Linked DNA regions of Homo sapiens: region 2 is linked to region 1. A link is an interaction called in ENCODE POLR2A ChIA-PET data of the cell type or tissue named here. Cell type or tissue: GM12878. All regions are shown on one strand. Links, peaks and the distances in the headings refer to the core of each region. The heading gives the core; the rest is flanking DNA.

The links. ChIA-PET counts read pairs that join two places held together with the same protein. Peaks named below come from ENCODE experiments on the same cell type or tissue, not always from the same donor. Only the 100,000 strongest peaks of a DNase experiment are listed, where the experiment ranks them.
Region 2: POLR2A ChIA-PET joins it to region 1 with 11 read pairs; 8 of 35 experiments call an interaction of 5 or more read pairs at or near these places.

The regions. Positions count from the first base shown.
Region 1 is chr7:45,055,816-45,064,275 of GRCh38, forward strand. It overlaps CCM2 (CCM2 scaffold protein), which reads left to right. Exons shown (of 10, transcript NM_031443.4): 3 at 8,103-8,186. Among named protein-coding and RNA genes, the nearest start is that of NACAD, 29 kb to the right of the region's middle. In GM12878, for the core only: no CTCF peak of the experiment used is centred there; no DNase peak of the experiment used is centred there; H3K27ac peaks cover 1,082 bases.
Region 2 is chr7:45,001,440-45,013,286 of GRCh38, forward strand. The region is part of intron 1 of CCM2 (CCM2 scaffold protein); the gene reads left to right. Among named protein-coding and RNA genes, the nearest start is that of CCM2, 7.2 kb to the left of the region's middle. In GM12878, for the core only: no CTCF peak of the experiment used is centred there; a DNase peak (open chromatin) is centred at 6,552; H3K27ac peaks cover 1,056 bases.

The DNA.
Region 1 (8,460 bases), core at 461-8,460:
TGTTCCTGTTGGACAATGCCTCTCCATCTCCCTCCCACAGCCCCTGGCAACCACCGCTTTACTTTTTGTCTCTATGATTTGACTACTCTAGGTATCTTATGTAAGTGGAATCATACAATATTTGTCCTTTTGTGACTGGCTTATTTCGCTTAGCACAGTGCCCTCAAGGTTCTTCCATGTCGTAGCATGTGTCAGCATTTCCATTGCTTTTAAGGCTGAATAATATTTCATTGTATGTGTAGATCACATTTGGTTTATTCATTTATCTGTCAATGAACATTTGAGTTGTTTCTTGCTTTAGTTGATTGTGAATCATGCTGCTATGAACATGGGTGTACAAATGTCTTTTCAAGCCCCTGCTTTTATTTCTTTTGTATATATACCCAGAAGTGGAATTACTGAATCATATGCTAATTCCATGTTTAATTTTTTGAGGAACCACCATATTGCTTTTCACAGGAGTATCATTTTACATTCCCATCAGTAATGCACAGGGTTTCAATATCTCCATATCTTTGCCAACAATTGTAATTTTCCCTTTTTTAAATAGCCATCTAGGCTGGGTGTGGTGGCTCACGCCTGTAATCCTAGCACTTTGGGAGGCTGAGGCAGGAGGATCAATTGAGCTCAGGAGTTCAAGACCAGCCTAGGCAACATAGTGAGACCCCACCCCCGTCACTATTAAAAGAAAAAAGTAGCCATCCTAGTGGGTGTGAAGTGGTATTTCATTACGGTTTTGATTTGCATTTCCCTAATAACTATTGATGTTGAAAATCTTTTCTCATGCTTGGCTTATTGGCCATCTGTGTATCTTTAGAGAAATGTCAAGTCATTTGCCCAGTTTTTAATTGGGTTGTTTGGTTTTTGGTTGTTGAGTTCTAGGACTTCTTTATATATTTTAGATATTAATCCCTTATCAGATATGATTGGAAACATTTTCTCCCATACTGTGGGTTTTTTCACCGTGTTGATTGTATTCTTTGGCGCACAAAAGTGTTTAATTTTGGTGAAGTCCAGATTTGTTTTTCTTTTGTTGCCTGTGCTTTTGGTGTGATAGCCAAGAAATCATTGATAAATCCAATATCATGAAGCTTTTCCTGTGTTTTCTTCTAAGAATTTTATAGTTTTAGGTCTCACATTTATATATTTGACCCATTTTGAGTTAATCTTTGTAAATATTGTTAGGTAAATGGTCTAAACTTCATTCTTTTGCCTGTGGATATCCAGTTTTCCCAGCACCATTTGTTGAAAAGACTGTCTTTTCCCCATTGAATGCTCATCATGGCACCCTTGTTGAAAATAATCTGACCATATACACAAGGGTCTTTCTTGGGCTCTCTTTTTTTCTTTCTTTCTTTTTTTTTTGAGATGGAGTCTCACTCTGTTACCCAGGCTGGAGTGCAGTGGTATGATCTCGACTCACTGCAGCCTCTGCCTCTTGGGTTCAAGCAGCTCCCCTGCCTCAGCCTCCCAAGTAGCTGGGACTACAGGTGTGCGCCGCCACACCCGGCTAAGTTTTGTATTGTTAGTAGAGACGGGGTTTCACCATGTTGGCCAGGATGGTCTTGATATACTGACCTCGTGATCCACCCGCCTCGGCCTCCCAAAGTGCTAGGATTACAGGTGTGAGCCACCGCGCCTGGCCTTGGGCTCTCTTTTCCAATCCATTGGTCAGTGTCTGTCTTTATATCACGCTCTTTCCATGACTGTGGTGGTGTAGTAAGTTTTGAAATCAGGAAGTATGAAAATAGTTGAAATTTATTACTGATAAATGTAAGCAGTATCTACATTTGGTTTATATGAGCAGATAGGAAGAGGATGGAAAGGCCTCAGCTAAGGGCAGGTCTGTGGAAACATTCCAAAATGTTCACTGATGACAGGCTAAGGATGAGCCAGTACTTGGATGTGCTGCTTATTTGTTCTGAAACTGCTCTAATTATCAGAAGGGTCTTACCAGCACTATAGAGATTGGGGAAGCCAATACATACTTTTGCATTCTTCCCTCCCCACTTCCATCCTCACCTTATGAAATATAAAACTTCTTGGAATAACTATACATTTCCTTATGGAGCTGCCCAGCACACGCAATTCTGAAGTTTAGGTTGCCCATCTGACTAAGCCCAAGATGAACTTGTATTTGCCACCGTGCCCTGAGTGTGCTTCAGCCAGTTACTCTTCTGCCTGTTTCCTGCTCCATCCAGTGAGAAGGCTACATTGCATAGCAAGCAGCAGGTAGACTGACTCATGTCACCGTGTTTACGTTGCTTGGATTCGGAAATCTCCAGAGTGACCTCCTTGCTTGGTTCCCAGTCAGAGAGGTCATCTGTCAGCAAAGACAGTTTCCCAACCTTTATACTTTTTGTTTCCTTCTCTTGCATAATTGCATTAGCTGAGACTTCTATATGATGTTAAATCATAGTGATAAGAGGGGACATCTTTGCCTTGTTCCTGATCTTAGGGGGAAGGTATCTAACTTTTTGCCATTAAGTATGATGTTCGCTTTAGGGTGTTTTTTTTTAATACTTTAAGTTTTAGGGTACATGTGCACAACGTGCAGGTTTGTTACATATGTATACATGTGCCATGTTGGTGTGCTGCACCCATTAACTCATCATTTAGCATTAGGTATATCTTCTAATGCTATCCCTCCCCCCTCCCCCCACCCCACAACAGTCCCCGGTGTGTGATGTTCCCTTTCCTGTGTCCATGTGTTGTCATTGTTCAATTCCCACCTATGAGTGAGAACATGCGGTGTTTGTTTTTTTGTCCTTGCGATAGTTTGTTGAGAATGATGGTTTCCAGTTTCATAAATAGATGTTTTTAATTAGTTCAGGAAGTCTCTATTCCTGGTTTGCTGAGAGCTTTTGTCATGAATGGGTGTTAGATTTGTCAAATGCTTTTTCTACATCTATTGCTACAATCATATGATTTTTCTTTAGCCAGTTGATGTGATGGATTACAACGATATATTTTTTTTTGAGACAGAGTTTTTGTTCTGTCACCTAGGCTGGAAAGCAGTGGCACGATCTTGCCTCAGCCTCCTGAGTAGCTGGGATTACAGGCACCTGCCACCACGCCCAGCTAATTTTTTTTTTTTTTTTGTATTTTTAGTGTAAACGGGGTTTTGCCATGTTGGCCAGGCTGGTCTCAAACTCCTGACCTCAGGTGATCCACCTACCTTGGCCTCTCAAAGTGCTGGGATTACAGGTGTGAGCTACCATGACCAGCCTAATTTTCTTATTTTTAGTAGAGATGGGGTTTCACCATGTTGGCCACACTAGTCTTGAACTCCTGACCTCAGGTGATCCACCCATCTTGGCTTCTCTAAATGCTGGGATTATAGGCATGAGTCACTGCCCCCGCTACGATTGATATTTGAACATTGAATTAGCCTTGCACACCTGGGATAAATCCTGCCTGGTCGTGGTGTATAATTATTAATACATTATTGGATTCAATTTGCTGATTTTTTGTTTAAAAGTTTTGGCCAGGCATGGTGGCTCATGCCTGTAATCCCAGCACTTTGGGAGGCCAAGGCAGGAGGATCACTTGAGCCTAGGAGTTTGAGACTAGCCTAGGCAATGTGGCGAAACCCTGTCTGTTAAAAAAAAAAAAAAGAAAGAAAGAAAGAAAAAACAAAAAATACAGGCTGGGTGCGGTGGCTCATGCCTGTATTCCCAGCACTTTTGAAGGCCGAGGCGGGCGGATTGATTGAGCTCAGGAGTTCGAGACCAGCCTGGGCAACATGGCAAAACCCCGTCTGTCTCTACAAAAAATACAAAAATTAGCTGGGCCTGGTGGCATGTGCGTGTAGTCTCATCTACTAGTGGGAGGATCGCTTCAGCCTGGGAGGTTGAGGCTGCAGTGAGCTGTGATTGTGCCACTGCACTCCAGCCTGGGCAACAGAGCAAGACCCTGTCTCAAAAATGTGTATGTGTGTATATATATATATTTATTTTAGTGGTTGCCTTAGGGTTTGCAATATACATTCACAACTAATCAAAATCCACTTTCAAATAATGCTGTGCTGCTTCACAGGTAGTGCAAATACCTTGTAACCAAGTATTCCCAGTTCACTCCTCCCACTGCTTATAACATTGCTGTCATTTATTTCATTTATCCTTAGGCTACAGTCACCCAATACACAAATTTTATTTTGAACAAATTGTTAATGTGTTAGAGCAATTAAAATAAGAAAAATAAAAGATTAATTTTACCTACATTTATTTCTTCTCTGATGCTTTTCCCCTTCTTTACATAGATCAGAGTTTCTGACCAAATCATTTTCATTCTCTCTGAAGAAGTTCTTTTAACTTTTCTTGAAATGTTAAATCCCTGAGTTTTTGTTTTTCTGATAAAAATCTTTATTTCTCTTTCACTTTTGAAGGATAATTTCACTGGATACAGAATCAAATAGTTCCCTCCTCTCTCTTCTTGCTTGGATGGTTCCTGAAGAGAAATCCAGTGTCATTCTTGTTCTTGCCATTTTATAGGTAGGATGTTTTTTTCCTGTGGAAAAAATTCCCAGATTTCTGCAAAGAGAGAATCTTCCTTTCTAATTTTCTTTTTGTCTTTGATTTCTGCAGTTTGATGTGATTTGCCTCAGTGTAAATTACCTGCTTTTTACCGTTTCATGTTCTCTGACCTTATTGGATCTGTGGATGGGTGTCTGACATTAGTTTGGGGAACTTCTCAGCTCTCATTACTCCAAATAGTTATTGTGTTCTTTTCTTTCTCTTGATATCCTCATTGCACATATGTTACACTTTTTGTAACTGTCCCACAGTTCTTGCATATTCTGTTTTCTTTCTTTCGTTCTTTTTTCCCTTTGCTTTTCATGTTTGGAAGTTTCTGTTGACGTATTCTTAAGCTCAGAGAGTCTCTCCTTGGCTGTGTCCAGCCTCTTGAGCTTGTTGAAGGCAGTCCCCATTGCTGTTACAGGACTTTTGCTTTCTGGCATTTCCTACTGATTGTTGCTTAGGGTTTCCATCTCTGCTTATGCTGCCTATCTGTTCTTACATGATGTCTACTTTTTCCGTTAGAGCCATTACCATATTAATCGTAGTTGTTTTAAATTCCCAATCTGGTAGTTCCAAAATCTCCACTATGTCTGAGTCTGGTTCTGATATGAGGAACTTAGGCGTCAGGTTAATAGGCCTTAGTGTGAGGTACGTTTGGCTGGCTGGGAGTTGGGCTGTGTTTACTGTTTGCTGCCCTTGTGATGCTGGGGGATAAAAATCTCCTGTGTATCCTTGTTTTTGTCTTCCATTGTTTTTGGGTTTTCTTCAAGATTCCTTCTTAAATAGAGTCTGAGGCCTGCAGTTCTTATAGGTGTGCATCCCTGTTATTACACAGGGGTCCTGTTGATGTGGCTTTCAGGGGAGAGGAAGTGTTCTGTAGTCCTGGGATTAGGTCTCAGTGTTTTAGTGAACCTGTGTCCCTGGGCCGTGGCCTTCACATGTGCTTCTCAGTTTTGTTTTTTTCCTCCCCCTTAGGAGAGACATAAACGATAGAGGAGGCAGGAATTGGGTGTTTCCTTACCCCTAGGTGGTTAGGCTCTGGTAAAATAGTTTTCCTTGAGGAAAGCCCTTTGTTAAGGATAACAGAATGCTCTGGTCATGCCTTTTTCTTTCTTTCTTTCTTTTTTTTTTTTTTTTTTTGAGATGACCTCTGAGCCCTTTATATGTTGGTTGGGAAACTGGAGTGCAGTGGCACCATCATGACTCACTGCAGCCTCAACCTCCTGGGCTCAAATGATCCTCCCATCTCAGCCTCCTGAGTAGCTGGCACCACAGGCACACTGCCGTGCCCAACTATTTTGTTGTTGTTGTTGCTGTTGTTGTTCTTGTTGTAGAGATAGGGTCTCACCATGTTTCCCAGGCTGGTCTCAAACTCCTGGCCTCAAGCAAACCTGCCGCCTTGGCCATCCAAAGTCCTGGGATTATGGGCATGAGCCACCACACCTGGCCTGGTTATACTTTTAAATGATGTATTCTTCCCTCCTCCTACCAGAGTATGAGGAGATGTTTCTCCAGTCTCACCCTGAGAGCCTGGTGGGGCTCATGGAGGTAAAACTCAGACTGGTATGGGGACCTCCCCAGTGACTATTCCCCTGGAGTTTTTGTCTCCTACTGGTCCATGCTCAGTCTCTGCCATTTGTCAGTTCCCCTTTCCTCTCTGCTGGTGCTGGCTCTAGGGTTTCTGCCCCGCAATGAGCTGTGATTCTTAGCATTGCATATCTGTCTCTCCATCTTTGGGGTTATTGTTTTTTCATGTGACCTCAATTATCTGATGGATCTGAGAACAGTCATTGATTTTAAGTTTGCCAGCTTTCTTGTTGTGAGGATGGGAGTGATGACTTCTGAGCCTTTACAAGCTGGACAGGAAATTGGAAAGTCCCATTTCATTCTTTTTTAATAGAGAACTTAACTGTGTGAGGTAATGAACAACTGAGAAATGTTGAGTGCAAGAAGCCTGTTCTTGGGAAGAATCAGCAACCCATTTTAAAAAACAGAAACATTGAAAATGTTATGGTGGTTGGTAAGATGCAGGCAGGAGCACAGCAGGTACAGTGCTGCTGCCCACAGCCTTCTACACCTGAGGCCCTGCATTATGGAGGTTTGCTAAGCCAAGTGCCTCATGGCCATGTGTGACCAAAAAAACCTTTTTACTAAATGTTTTGTGCTGCTATAACAGATACCACAGACTGGGAAATTTATAATGAATAGATATTTCTAGGCTGTGCATGGTGCCTCACACCTGTAATCCCAGCACTTTGGGAAGCTGCGGTGAGCAGATTGCTTAAGTCCAAGAGTTCGAGACCAGCCTGGGCTACATGGCAAAACCCTGTCTCTACAAAAATTAGCCAGGCGTGGTGACACACACCTGTAGTACCAGCTACTCAGGAGGCTAAGGTGGGACAATTGCTTTGAGCCTGGGAGGCAGAGGTTGCAGTGAGCCAAGATCACGCCTCTGCACCCCAGCCTGTGTGATAGAGTGAGACCCTGTCTCAAAAAAAAAAAAAAAATCGTATCGTTCTGGAGGCTAGGAGGTTTAAGGTTGAAGGGCACAGCTGGTGAGGGGCTGCATCTGCATCTTATGTTATCCCAGGGCGAAAGGTGGAAGGGCAGGAGAGGGAAGGGGGTCAAATTCATCCTTTCATCAGGAACCTGCTCCTGAGATAACAAACCCTCTCCCAGGATAACAGCATTAATGTGCTCACAAGGGCAGAGCTCTCGTGGCCTAATCAGCTCTTTTCTTTCTTTTTTTTTTTTGAGATGGAGTTTTGCTCTTGTTGCCCAGGCTGGAGTATAATGGCGCAGTCTTGGCTCACCACAACCTCCGCCTCCCGGGTTCAAGCAATTATCCTGCCTCAGCCTCCTGAGTAGCTGAGATTACAGGCATGCACCACCACGTCCAGCTAATTTTGTATTTTTAGTAGAGACGGGGTTTCTCCATGTTGGTCAGGCTGGTTTCGAACTCCCAACCTCAGGTGATCTGCCCACCTTAGCCTCCCAAAGTGCTGGGATTACAGGCGTGAGCCACCGCACCTGGCCTAATCACCTCTTAAAGGCCCCACCCTTAACACTGTTGCATGTGGGGACTAAGTTTCCAGCACATGCTTTTTGGGGGACACATTGAAACCATAGCACTTCATTTCTCTATTTATGCTCATTTCTCAGCTATGTTGACCTTTGCAATTGAGGAAGTTTATTTTTTAGTGAAGTTGTGCATGATGCCATTGTTTTCAGTTTCCCCAGCAGTGACGAGAAAACCCTGACCATCCCTGTTTTAGAATACAGATTCTACCAAAACTAGTAGTTTTGGTACTAGTAGTTTGGGATACTCATTGCAGGACTTTTGATGATGACCTTCACTGTAGAATAGTAGGAGATGGGGCAGCACTGTCCTCAGCCAGTAGAGATTTCTGTAAGAACCCAGGACTCTCTTCCTAGAGTTGGGCCTCCACGCGAGCCGGAATGGAGACCCATGGGCCTGGTGGCCTGAGTATGAAGCACTTGGTTTGTGCTCTCGGTGGTAGTGATGGTGGTGTTGGCTCAGCTCCCATTTCTCATGGCATTTTTTTCTTCACTTTCTTTCAGTATTTAGGTCAGTTAACGTCCATACCAGGATACCTGAATCCCTCCAGTAGGACTGAAATCCTGCATTTCATAGACAATGCAAAGGTAACCCTATCCTCTTAACCCTGTGCACTAGCCCTCAGCCCCCACCAGCCCTTGGTCCCTGTACTCTTGGCCTCGTGGCTGTGAGGAATGAGCCAGTCCCATCACATTATGGGTACACTTGGCTCTTGGCCATAAAGACTATTCCTTAGTATGGACATTAAGTTGATTCTCGACACTTGCTCCATGTGATTTTGGGCTGTTTCCAAAATTTACACTTTCAAGATATTTCAAACCATGTGCCGTAAGTCTGAATCTGAAGGCAGTTCCAGAAGAA
Region 2 (11,847 bases), core at 1,759-9,758, 53 kb before region 1:
CGTGCTGCGCACAGAAGAGGGAGGAGCCAAGCAGTGTAAAAGGAGTTAGCTGGAAAGGAGAGGTGCTAACCCGGTGGCTGCTTAGTAGGGACCATCAGGCCCGAGTGTGGATGATGCTGAGCTTTGCGGAAAGTGAGCCATGTGCTCTGTGGAATGCCGGGATCCAAGAGCGCGCTAAGGACTGATGACCTCATTGTGCACCGCTTACAGGAGTACCTGGCCCATCTACCTGTGTGTGATAGGCAAGGATGGAATTGAGTGATTTTTTTTTCTAGAGCTGTCTATCAGCTTTGGTAGAAACATGAAACACCCAGCAAATAGGGAGAGAGAGAGAGAAGCAGTAAGACTGTTTTTGGGGTACAAGTGAAAAAACAGTAAAATTATCAAGAATTTTCCAGTTGGGTAATGAAAAAATTTAGGCATAAACAGGTTAATTATTAATTTCATTTTCTCACTAGAGGAGATAATCAGTTGTTATGTAGTTGCTTAAGCCAGGGGTTTTGTGTTTTTTCTGTATTCTGCCACTTGTCTTAGCTTGTTTCCTGTAGACAAGCCAGACAAGGAGCTTTGGGGCATGGATTCTTCTCCAGGTCATGACTTAACACTACCTCGTGTACTCTGCCAGTTGCAAGCTGGCAGAACCTTCCTGCTCAGCTACCACATTCAATGTGAGATCACCTCCAGTTTAATAACTTCGGTGGTTAAATCATTCTCATTAAGGTAAATTGCATTGCTCTAAACTTATACACAAATTCAGACATAAGTAGCAGAAGTGCTGACAATAGTTTTATGAAGGTACAGTTTGGACGCTTAAATTCTTCTAAGTTAGCTTCTTCAAAAAATGCAGAATTAGGCTGGGTATGGTAGCTACGCCTGTAATCCAGCACTTTGGGAGGCCAAGGCTCGATCACTTTAGCTCAGGAGTTCGAGACCAGCCTGGGCAACATGGCAAAACCCCATCTATACAAAAAATACAGAAATTAGCCAGGCGCGGCAGCGCTCGCCTATAGTCTCAGCTACTTGGGAGGCTGAGGCAGGAGGATCACCTGAGCTCAGGTGGGCCTTTTTTTTTTTTTTCTTTTTAATCTCAGACACTTGTCTTGGTGTCTGCCAAGCAGTGATTCAGGCTTTTTTTTACCTCGGCCCATTTTCCTCAGGACACAGGAATCAGTGAGTTGGCAGAGAACCTATGGACCAAAGTGAGTCTCACGGAAACTTGGCCCCAGTGTATCACTGCCCTTTCTCAAGTCACCTCAGCACATGTGGTGATGATGACTGTACACCTGGGTTTCCTCAAGTGGGCCATGGTTCGTTTAACAAATGTCTGTTGAGCCCCTCTTGTGTCCCATGAAACTCACTGGGTGATGGGGATACAGGAAGAGCTTGTGGCCCCCAGGAGCTGATGGGGAGATGGATCACTCATGGGTCCATCTGAAGGAATGAGTGCATTGACAGAAAAGTCCTCTGGCCACTAAAGGTGTGGGGCCTGGGGAGTAGAAGTGACCACTTGGGGCTGCTCTTCTGTCCTGATGTCTACAGAGTGTCTACTTTTTAGCCTACAAGTTCTGTTTTGGGGTTTGGAGAATAAGGCTCCTACCTACGGTATGGACTCATGTTCTGTGCATTGTGGCACTATGTAATTCCTTTTTTTTTGAGATAGAGTTTCGCTCTTGTTGCCCAGGCTGGAGTGCAATGGCACGATCTCAGCTCACTGCAACCTCCGCCTCCCGGGTTCAGGTGATTCTCTTGCCTCAGCCTCCCGAGTAGCTGGGATTACAGGCGTGTGCCATCATGCCCAGCTAATTTTTGTATTTTTAGTAGAGACGGGGTTTCTCCATGTTGGTCAGGCTAGTCTCAAACTCCGGATCTCAGGTGATCCACCCACCTTGGCCTCCCAAGGTGCTGGGTGGCTGAGCCACCGCACCTGACAGTAATTCCTTTTTATTAGAAACTTGGATGCACTTAAGTTGGGTTGTGTGGATTTTTATACTCAGATCACAGCCCAAAAAAGCTGTCTTGTCAGGGTTGGGTGTAGGTAATCCTAACACTTTGGGAGGCCGAAGCAGGCGGATCACTTGACACCAGGAGTTTGAGACCAGCCTGGCCAGCATGGTGAAACCCCGTCTCTACTAAAAATACAAAATTAGCTGGGCGTGGTGGCATGTGCCTATAATCCCAGTTAGGAGGCTGAGGCAGGAGAATCTCTTGAACCCGGGAGGTGGAGGTTGCAGTGAGCTGAGATCATGCCACTGTACTCCAGCCTGGGCAACAGGGCAAGACTCCATCTCCAAAAAAAAAAAAAAACCATCTTGTGGCCTTAACCTTGTGGGTCTCAGCTTCTCTGCTGCCTCTGGTCTTCGGTTGCCCCACCAGGTGGCTATGATTTCACACTGATCAAAGTTAAATATTTTTACATTCATCTAGTTTATTTGCATTGTTTAAGGTAGAAAAAGGTTATAGGTTGAGTGTAGTGGCTACGCCTGTAATCCCAGCACTTTGGGAGACTGAGGTGGGAGGATCACTTGAGCCTAGGAGTTTGAGATCAGCCTGGACAATGTAGTGAGACCCTATCTCTACAAAAAATAAGAAAATTAGCTGAGCATGGTGGTGCATGCCTGTAGTTCCAGCTACTTGGGATGCTGAGAAGGGAAGATCGCTTGAGCCCTGGAGGTCGAGGCTGCAGTGAGTGTGATTGTGCCACCACCTGAGTGACAGCAAGACCCTGTCTCAAGAAGAAAAAGAGAAAAAAAAGGTTATAAAGTTCCCTAGAAATGTAGGACTAGATATTAAATAATAAATAAGGAATTATTAATTTTGTTGGGTATGATAATTAAGTTCTGATCTGATAGGCATGTATTCTGAGATATTTGTAGGTGAAATAATATGATTTCTGGGATTTGCTTTACTCAAAATAGAAGAAACAAAGGGGATAGCTGAATGCTTTGGTAATGGTTATATATTGTTCTGTCTACTTTTATGTATTTTTGAGAATTTCCATAATAAAAAGTGGAGGGGAAAAGATCCTCTAGGTTACAGGCCCTGAACTATCAGCTGCTGTAGTCACTGCTGGACCAGTGTCTGTGAGGAACTGAAAGCTTGGATTGGACCAGTACCTTTTAAAATTTGGTCACTGCAGGCACCAGGAAGCCATACCTTCTCCATGCTGACCTGATGCAGACATAAATGTGTGTGTCTGTATAACCGAAGTGAAAGTTTAAAGGAACCACACTTAAACGCTCTGATTTTTTAATTCTATTTTTTTTTCTTTCTATTACAACTGGTGGTTGGCCAGGTGCGGTGGCTCACACTGGTAATCCCAGCACTTTGGGAGGCTGAGGTGGGTGGATCACCTGTCAGGAGTCTGAGACCAGCCATGGTGAAACCCCATCTCTACTAAAAATACAAAAATTAGCTGAGCGTGGTGGTGGGGCCTGTAATCCTAGCTACTTGTGAGGCTGAGGCAGGAGAATTGCTTGAACTCGGGAGATGGAGGTTGCAGTGAGCTGAGAATGTGCCATTGCGCTCCAGCCTGGGCGACAAGAGTAAGACTCCGTCTCAAAAAAAAAAAAAAGGCTCATGGTCATGACCCACTAAACCGATTCTATAACTGTCACAAGCCATACTTGGGTTCAGAAGGTGAATTGGGGCTGCTATATTTTGTTTTATTTTTCCTCTTGGGTAGCTATTGCAGTGATTCTTGGATGGCAACTTGGTAACTCAGGGTCAGGAGGCTGGAGAACCAGGCAGGAGGTGCTCAGCAGAGAACCTAAGGCAGCCAGTAGGTGAGGCCAGAATGATCGGCAACATAAGGCTGGTTACTTTTCTGTCTTGAAGAGTTACCATTTACATAGTATGTATTTGTTAATTTTCAACATATTGTCAGATTCTGTCATAATTTAGATTCAGAAAGCACATCAGAACCTTCCAGGGCTGCTCTGAGCATCCTTTCAGAGGAAGATAGTGTAAAGCAAAACGTTTCTCTTAGCAATATTATTGCAGTGAAGGGCTTCCCTGCAGACGAGAAGGGCGTCTGCAGTCTGCCCCACTGGGGCGCTTACTCTTGATCTTCCAGTTTTTTCATTTCCGTCAGCAGTGCCCCCTCCTTGTTGTCACTTTGCAGTGTAAGTAAATGGTCATGATTAAGTCCTATAAACCTAACTATTGAGCATTTAAATCACCCTCTATTGTTGGTTTACGTGGTGGCGATACAAGTTTTTAGTGAGATAACTTGGTCATGCCTTGCCTATTATGTGCTTAGCCCACTGAGAAGAGGGTTAGGGACATTGCACTTTGGAAAGTAGGTCACTTACACCTAAAATTAGAGACTAAAGGCAGACCTAGGATGTCAGAAGAGACATGGGGCAGGCAGCAGCCACTTCCAGCCAGGTTGAGACCGGGACTGTGTCCTGCAGTTCAGAAGCAGAGATGAGGTGGAGAGGACCCCCCAGTCCTGGGAAGTCCTTGGGCTGGGAAGTTGGGTGTTGGTTCTGTATGCACTTGAAGCCACTGGAGGTGTTCCACATCATGCATTCACTTGTCCATTAAACTATTGTTTATTAGCACCAATGGTGTCAGACACAGATGCTGGAGACTGAAATGTGTACGGTGAGCCTGTGGCTGCAGAGCAGGAAGTGGAGCCCGGGGATGGATGGTGGGAGCAGGCTTTGGTAAGAGTGATCAGGAACACCTTTATGAAAACTTCAAAAGCAAATGTAAAGAAAAAAAATCATGTAACGAAGTCCCCTGTGCCCATGTGTGGGCAGTCAGTTTCATGTGCACCTTCTCCTCATTCCTGCTTCCTGCCTGTGTGGGCCGAATAGTGTCCCCTCAGAGTCATGTGCTGAAGCCCCTACTTCCAGGACCTCAGGATGTGACTGTATTTGAAGATGGAGTCTTTTTTTTTTTATTTGTTTTTATTTTAGACGGAGTCTTGTTGCTCTGTCACCCAGGCTGGAGTGCAGTGGTGCAATCTTGGCTCGCTGCAAGCTCCGCCTCCCAGGTTCCCGCCATTCTCCTGCCTCGGCCTCCTGAGTAGCTAGGACTACAGGTGCCCGCCACCACACCTGGCTAATTTTTTTGTATTTTTGGTAGAGATGGGGTTTCACCGTATTAGCCAGGATGGTCTCAATCTCCTGACTCCGTGATCCACCCACCTCGGCCTCCCAAAGTGCTGGGATTATAGGCTTGAGCCACCATGCCTGGCCTGAAGATGGAGTCTTTAAGGAGGTGATTGAGGTAAAATGAGGTAATTGTGTGGGCCCTAATCCAATCTGATGGATGTCCTTATAGGAAGTTATTAGGACACAGAGAGGAATGATCATTGGAGGACTCATGGAGAAGGCAGCCATCTGCAAGCCAAGGAGAGACCTCAGGAGAAACCACCCTGCTAAATTTACCTTGATCTTGGACTTTCAGCATCTAGACTCTAAGAGAATAAGTTTCTATTATTGAAGCCACTCAAGTCTATAATACTTAGTCCTGGCAGCCCAAGAAGGCTAATGCACCAGGTGATTTTGAAGCAAACCCTAGAGTTCAGTTTGTAGATAGAAGTGCAGTAGTAACTCATCAAGACAGAAGAGTAACAAGCCTTATGTTGCTGGTCATTCTGGCCTCATCTGCTGGCTGCCTTAGGGTCTCTGGGGTGAGTTCTGAGGACCAAGTCTACACTGTCAACATGGCCACGGACGAGCTGCTCAGAGTGACAGGACAACCCTCACTGTGCTGTATGTAAACCATAAATCACAGCACACTCTTTGTGGTTGGGAGAACATGTATGGTGTTTTGGGAGCTGGCACAGTCAGGGATGTCATTCATTTCATCTGGGACAGGCTTTGTGCTCTGGGATCTGTGGCGGGAGCAGTGAGCCCAGCCATGTCCTCTGCATGCATCGCTGTGTCCTTGTGAACAGTGGATCTTTGTTAGCGCGCTTCGCACTCCTTGGCTTTTTTATCTTTCAATCAAGAACAGCAACTGCTCTTCAAATGATTCTACAGGTATGAGGGAGTTTACATTTGGATTTGTCAATGGAACCATTAGGATTTTTTGTTTGTTTGTTTTGTAAAAATAAGAACTTTTTTCCTTAGCCTTGTGTCTGTGCCAAAAATGTGACCTTTTTTTTTCTCCCAAGTGTGCCCAAACAGTAACAATTTTTTGCTTGGATTATGTTAAGAATTAGGGCATTTGACCATAGGCATTAGATGTATGTGCAATGAAAGTGATCCCCTTTAATAAGCATAATAGGAACATGGAATTTGGGCTTTTGTTTGCAGCTTAGGATGATGGTGTGTCTTGTAACCCAAGGAGGTTTTTCACTTTTCTGAAAGTGAGAAGACTGGTCAGCCTAAACCCGTGGTGTCACTGTTCTTAAGGGAAACCTAGTTGAGGAGTGGGAGATAACCATTTCACATGTTGTTTTTGTACCTTGGAGAAAAAAAAGAGAGAAGCCTTTATTTAAATCTTTATGTCTATTCTATAGTTTAAAATTCCATACAGGTTTTTTTCAAAAAATCAAATTTGCTTCCTGTGTGTTGTCACCATGAGCTCTCTGGTCAGGTGTGGAAACTGAAATGTTTCCCTTGTTGGTTTATGTGGTGGGGTACATTTTTTTTTTTTTTTTTTTTTGAGGTGGAGTCTTGCTCTGCTGCCCAGGCTGGAGTGCAGTTGCATGACCTCAGCTCACTGCAGGCTCCGCCTCCTGGGTTCAAGCAATTCTGCCTCAGCCTCCCAAGTAGCTGGGACTATAGGTGCGTGTTCCCATGCCCGGCTAATTTTTTTATTTTTGGTAGAGATGGGGTTTCCCCATGTTGGCAAGAATGGTCTTGATCTCTTGACCTCATGATCCACCCGCCTCGTCCTCCCGAAGTCCTGACCAATGTGTGCCTCTGTGTGCCACCGTGCCTGGCCAAGGGTACATGTTCTTTTTTTTTTTTTTTTTTTTTTTTTTTGAGACAGTTTTGCTCTTGCCCAGGCTGGAGTGCAGTGGCGCGATCTCGGCTCACCACAACCTCTACCTCCCAGGTTCAAGCGATTCTCCTGCCTCAGCCTTCCCAAGTAGCTGGGATTACAGGCATGCGCCACCAAGTCCGGCTAATTTTGTATTTTTAGTAGAGACGGGGTTTCTCCATGTGGGTCAGACTGGTCTCAAACTCCCAACCTCAGGTGATCCACCTACCTCGGCCTCCCAAAGTACTGGGATTACAGGCGTGAGCCACCGCACCCGGCCAAGGGTACATGTTCTTAATGAGATGCCTTGGTCAGGTCTAAGTGTCAGTTATGGTGCATGTTGATTTTCTGTCAGATGTCTGAAAATGCCCTAGATATGATTATGTCTAGCTAATTTATTACTGCCATTAGATACATCACCTTTACATAGCTTTTACTTTTCATGCTACTGGGTATAGACAATAACCATAGCCCACCTGCCTGTGCACTTCTAATATCAGGCTGAGTTCAAGTTCCTTTCTAAGGCTCCCCCTCTCACTTAGTATTGTCCGTCTTTCTTGAAAGAGGTATGTGCAGCCTCCGTGTTTGCTTTTTCCAGCACATTCTTCCACCCTCAGCATTTTATGATGAAAATTTTTGGGACAGGCACGGTGCTCACGCCTCTAATCCCAGCACTTTAGAAGGCCAAGGCAGGCAGATCACCTGAGATCAGAAGTTCAAGACCAGCCTGGCCAACATGGCGAAATGCTATCTCTACAAAAATACAAAAATAAGCAGGGCATGGTGGTGTGTGCCTGTAATCCCAGCTACTCCAGAGGCTGAGGCAGGAGAATCGCTTGAACCCGGGAGGCAGAGGTTGCTGTGAGCCAAGATTGCGCCATTGCACTCCAGCCTGGGCGACAGAGGGAGCCTCTGTCTCAAAAAAAAAAAAAAAAAAAAAATTTTTGAGTACACCAAAGTTGAAAGAATTTTGCAGTGAATACTTGCACCTAGATTCTGCCACTAACGTTGGCTATACTTGTTTTTTTTTTTTTTTTTTTTGAGACGGAGTCTCACTCTGTCACCTAGGATGGAGTGCAATGGCGTGATTTCGGCTCATTGCAACCTCCGCCTCCTTTGTTCAAGCGATTCTCCTGCCTCAGCCTCCCCAGCAGCTGGGATTACAGGCATGTGCCATCACGCCTGGCTAAGTTTTTGTATTTAGTAGAGATAGGGTTTCACCATGTTGGTGGGGCTGGTCTAGAACTCCTGACCTCAGATGATCCGCCCACCTCGGCCTCCCAAAGTGCTGGGATTACACTCATGAGCCACCCTGCCTGGCCTGGCTATACTTGTTTTATCCCATATCTAGCATTTGTTTATCACTGTACCTGCCCATCAACTCATTTTATTTTTCTGATGCATTCCTCAATAAATTGCAGACATTGTTTCACTTTGATCTAAATACATTAGCATGCATGTCATTAACTAGGGTTCAATATTTGCTTACAGTTTTCTTTTGATGTAAAATTATGTAACAATGAAATACACACTTTTTTTTTTTTTTTAAACAGGGTCTCACTCTGTCACAGAGGCTGGAGTGCCGTGGTGCAATCATGGCACACTGCAGCCTTGACTTCCCAGACTCAAGTGATCCTCCCGCCCCAGTCTCCTCAGTAGCTAGGACTAAATGGGTTTGTCACCATGCCCAGCTAATTTTTTTTATTTTTTGTAGAGACGAGGTCTCACTGTGTTGCCCAGGCTGGTCTTGAATTCCTGGGCTTAAGCAATCCTTCTGTCTCGGCCTGCCAAAGTGTTGGTATTACAGGCGTGAGCCACTGCTCCTGGCCAAATAATACACATCTTCAGTGAATATTAGCTAAATTTTGACAAATGCATACTCCTACGTAACTGAAACCCCTACTAAGAAATAAAATATTACCTACCATCACTGAGAAAATTCCCTTATGCCCCTTAGAAAGTCCTTCCCCCAAGGTAGTACTGTTCTGATTTTTTTCCACCATAGGTTAATTTTGTTCATTCTAGAACTTCATACAGATGGATTCATACAGTATACATTGTGTTGTGCAGGGATCACTGTACTCAGCATAATGTTTTTGAGATTTATCCATATATTGCTGCATGTTTCAGTTGCTGAGTAATATTTTGTTGTATGTTTATGCTGTGATTTGTTTATTCATTTGTTGGAGATTTAGTTTCTTTCTAGTTTGTGTATATATATATATATTTTTTTGAGATGGAGTTTTGCTCTTGTCGCACAGACTGGAATGCAATGGTGTGATCTCAGCTCACTGTAACCTCTGCCTCCTGGGTTCAAGTGATTCTCCTGCCTCAGCCTCCTGAGTAGGTGGGATTATAGGTGCCCGCCACGATGCCTGGCTAATTTTTGTATTTTTAGTAGAGATGGGGTTTCACCATGTTGGCCAGGCTGGTCTCGAACCCCTGACCTCAGGTGATACACTTGCCACGGCCTCCCAGTCTACTTTGTATTTTGAAAAAGCTGCTGTGAACATTTGTGAATGAGTCATTATGTGAACATGTTTTCATTTATTTTGGGTAAATACCTAATAATGGAATTGCTGAATTTTATGGGAACTATATGTTTAACTTTATAAGACACTGCCAAACTTTCTGCTAAATTTTTGTCTCCTAATTCTTTGTTTTTTTCTCTTTCCAGAGACAGGGTCTCATTCTGTAACCCAGGCTGGAGTGTAGTGGTGCAATCAGAGCTCAGTATAACCTCAAACTCCTGCAGTTCTCATGCCTCAACCTCCCAAGTAGTTAGGACGATAGGTGTGTGCCACTATGCCCAGCTAAATTTTTTTTTTTTTTGAGACGGAGTCTCACTCTTGTTGCCCAGGTTGGAGTGCAATGGTGCGATCTCAGCTCACTGCAGCCTCTGCCTCCCAAGTTCTAGTTATTCTCATGCCTCAGCCTCCCTGGTAGCTGGGATTACAGGTGCCCGCCACCACACCCGGCTAATTTTTGTATTTTTAGTAGAGATGGGGTTTCACCATGTTGGCCGGGCTCCTCTCGAACTCCTGACCTCAGGTGATCCAGCTGCCTTGGCCTCCCAAAGTGCTGGGATTATAGGTGTGAGCCACTGTACCCAGCTGGGCTAATTTTTAAAAATTTTTATTTTTATGTTTTATTTTTTAATGGTTGCTTTATTTATTTATTTATTTACTGAGATGGAGTCTCACTCTGTTGCCCAGGCTGGGGTGCAGTGGCGTGATCTTGGCTCACTGCAACCTCTGCCTCCTGGTTTCAATCAATTCTCCTACCTCAGCCTCCCAAGTAGCTGAGATTACTGGTGCCCACCACTATGCCTGGCTAATTTTTGTATTTTTAGTAGAGGTGAGGTTTCAATATGTTGGCCAGGATGATCTCAAATTCTTGATCTCAAGTGATCTGCCTGCCTTGGCCTCTCTAAAAGTGCTGAGATTATAGGTGTAAGCCATCGTGCCCTGCCCTGGCTAACTTTTTAAAAAGTTTTTGTAGAGTATCAGTATTTTAGTATGTTGTCCAGGGTGGTCTTGGACACCTGGCCTAAAGCCACCTTGGCCTCCCAAAGTGCTGGGATTACAGGCATGAGCCACTGCATCCAGCTAATCCTGTCAGTTATTGAGAGAGAGGGTGTTAAGTTCTCTAGTTATTATTTTGGATTTGTTTTTCCCTTTAGTTAGTTTTGGCTTCATGTATTTTGAAGCTCTGTTGTTAAGTACATACACATTTAGGATCATAATATCTTTTTTTTTTTTTTTTTTTTGAGATGGTAGTCTTTCTCTCTTACCCAGGCTGCAGTGTAGTGCTACGATCTTGGCTAACTGCAACCTCCACCTCCTGGGTTCAAGTGATTCTCCTGTCTCAGCCTTCTGAGTAGCTGGAATTACAGGCATGCACCACCATGCCCAGGTAATTTTTGTATTTTTAGTAGAGACGGGGTTTTGCCATGTTAGCCAGCCTGGTCTTGAACTCCTGACCTCAGGTGATCCACCCGCCTCGGCCTCCCAAAGTGCTGGGATTACAGGTGTGAGCCACTGCTCCCAGCCCATAATGTCTTGTTGAAATGAATCTTTTTCATTATGACATGACCATCTTTATTTCTAGTAAGACTTCTTGTCCCAATCTCTTGTCTGATATTAATATAGCTACACCACATTCTTTTTTTGCCTTAGGGACTTTAGCAACTGCCGAAGAGTCTCGCTCTGTCGCCGAGGCTGGAGAGCAGTAGTATGATCATAACTCACTGCAGCCTTGAACTCCTGGGCTCAAGTGATCTTCTGCCTCAGCCTCCCAGGTAGCTGGGAGTACAGGTGTGCGCCACCATGCCTGGCTAATTTTTTTTTTTTTAGAGATGGGGTCTCACTATGTTGCCCAGGTCGTCTCAAACTCCTGGCCTCAGTGATCCTCTTCAGCCTCCCGAGAAGCTGGGGTTACGGCCTTGAGCCAGCCACACCTGGCTACCCCACTTTCTTATGCTGCATGTTTGCATGGTGTGTGTCTTTCAACAAGTCTGGAGTTTTAAACTGCATGCTTTATAAAGAGCATTTTGTTACAGCTTGCTTTTTTATCTAGTCTGATAGTTTCTGCCTTTTAATTGTGAAGTTTACATAATTGATGTCATTATGTTTAAGTCTATCATTTTGATATTTGTTTTCTCTTTCCCTTTGTGCTTTCTTCCTTTGTTTCTCCTTTTTGATTATTTTTAACTCTGTTCTATTGCTACTGGCTTTTTTGCTGTAACTCCTCTATATATTGCTATATATATCCATGTCTTGTCACAGATTACCATCCATTAATATCATTTCTTTCTTGTACACTGTAAGAACCTATCAGCAGTATCATTCCATTTGTACTCCCTCCTGTTTTTTGCAAACTTTTTGGCATATATTTTCTTTCTAT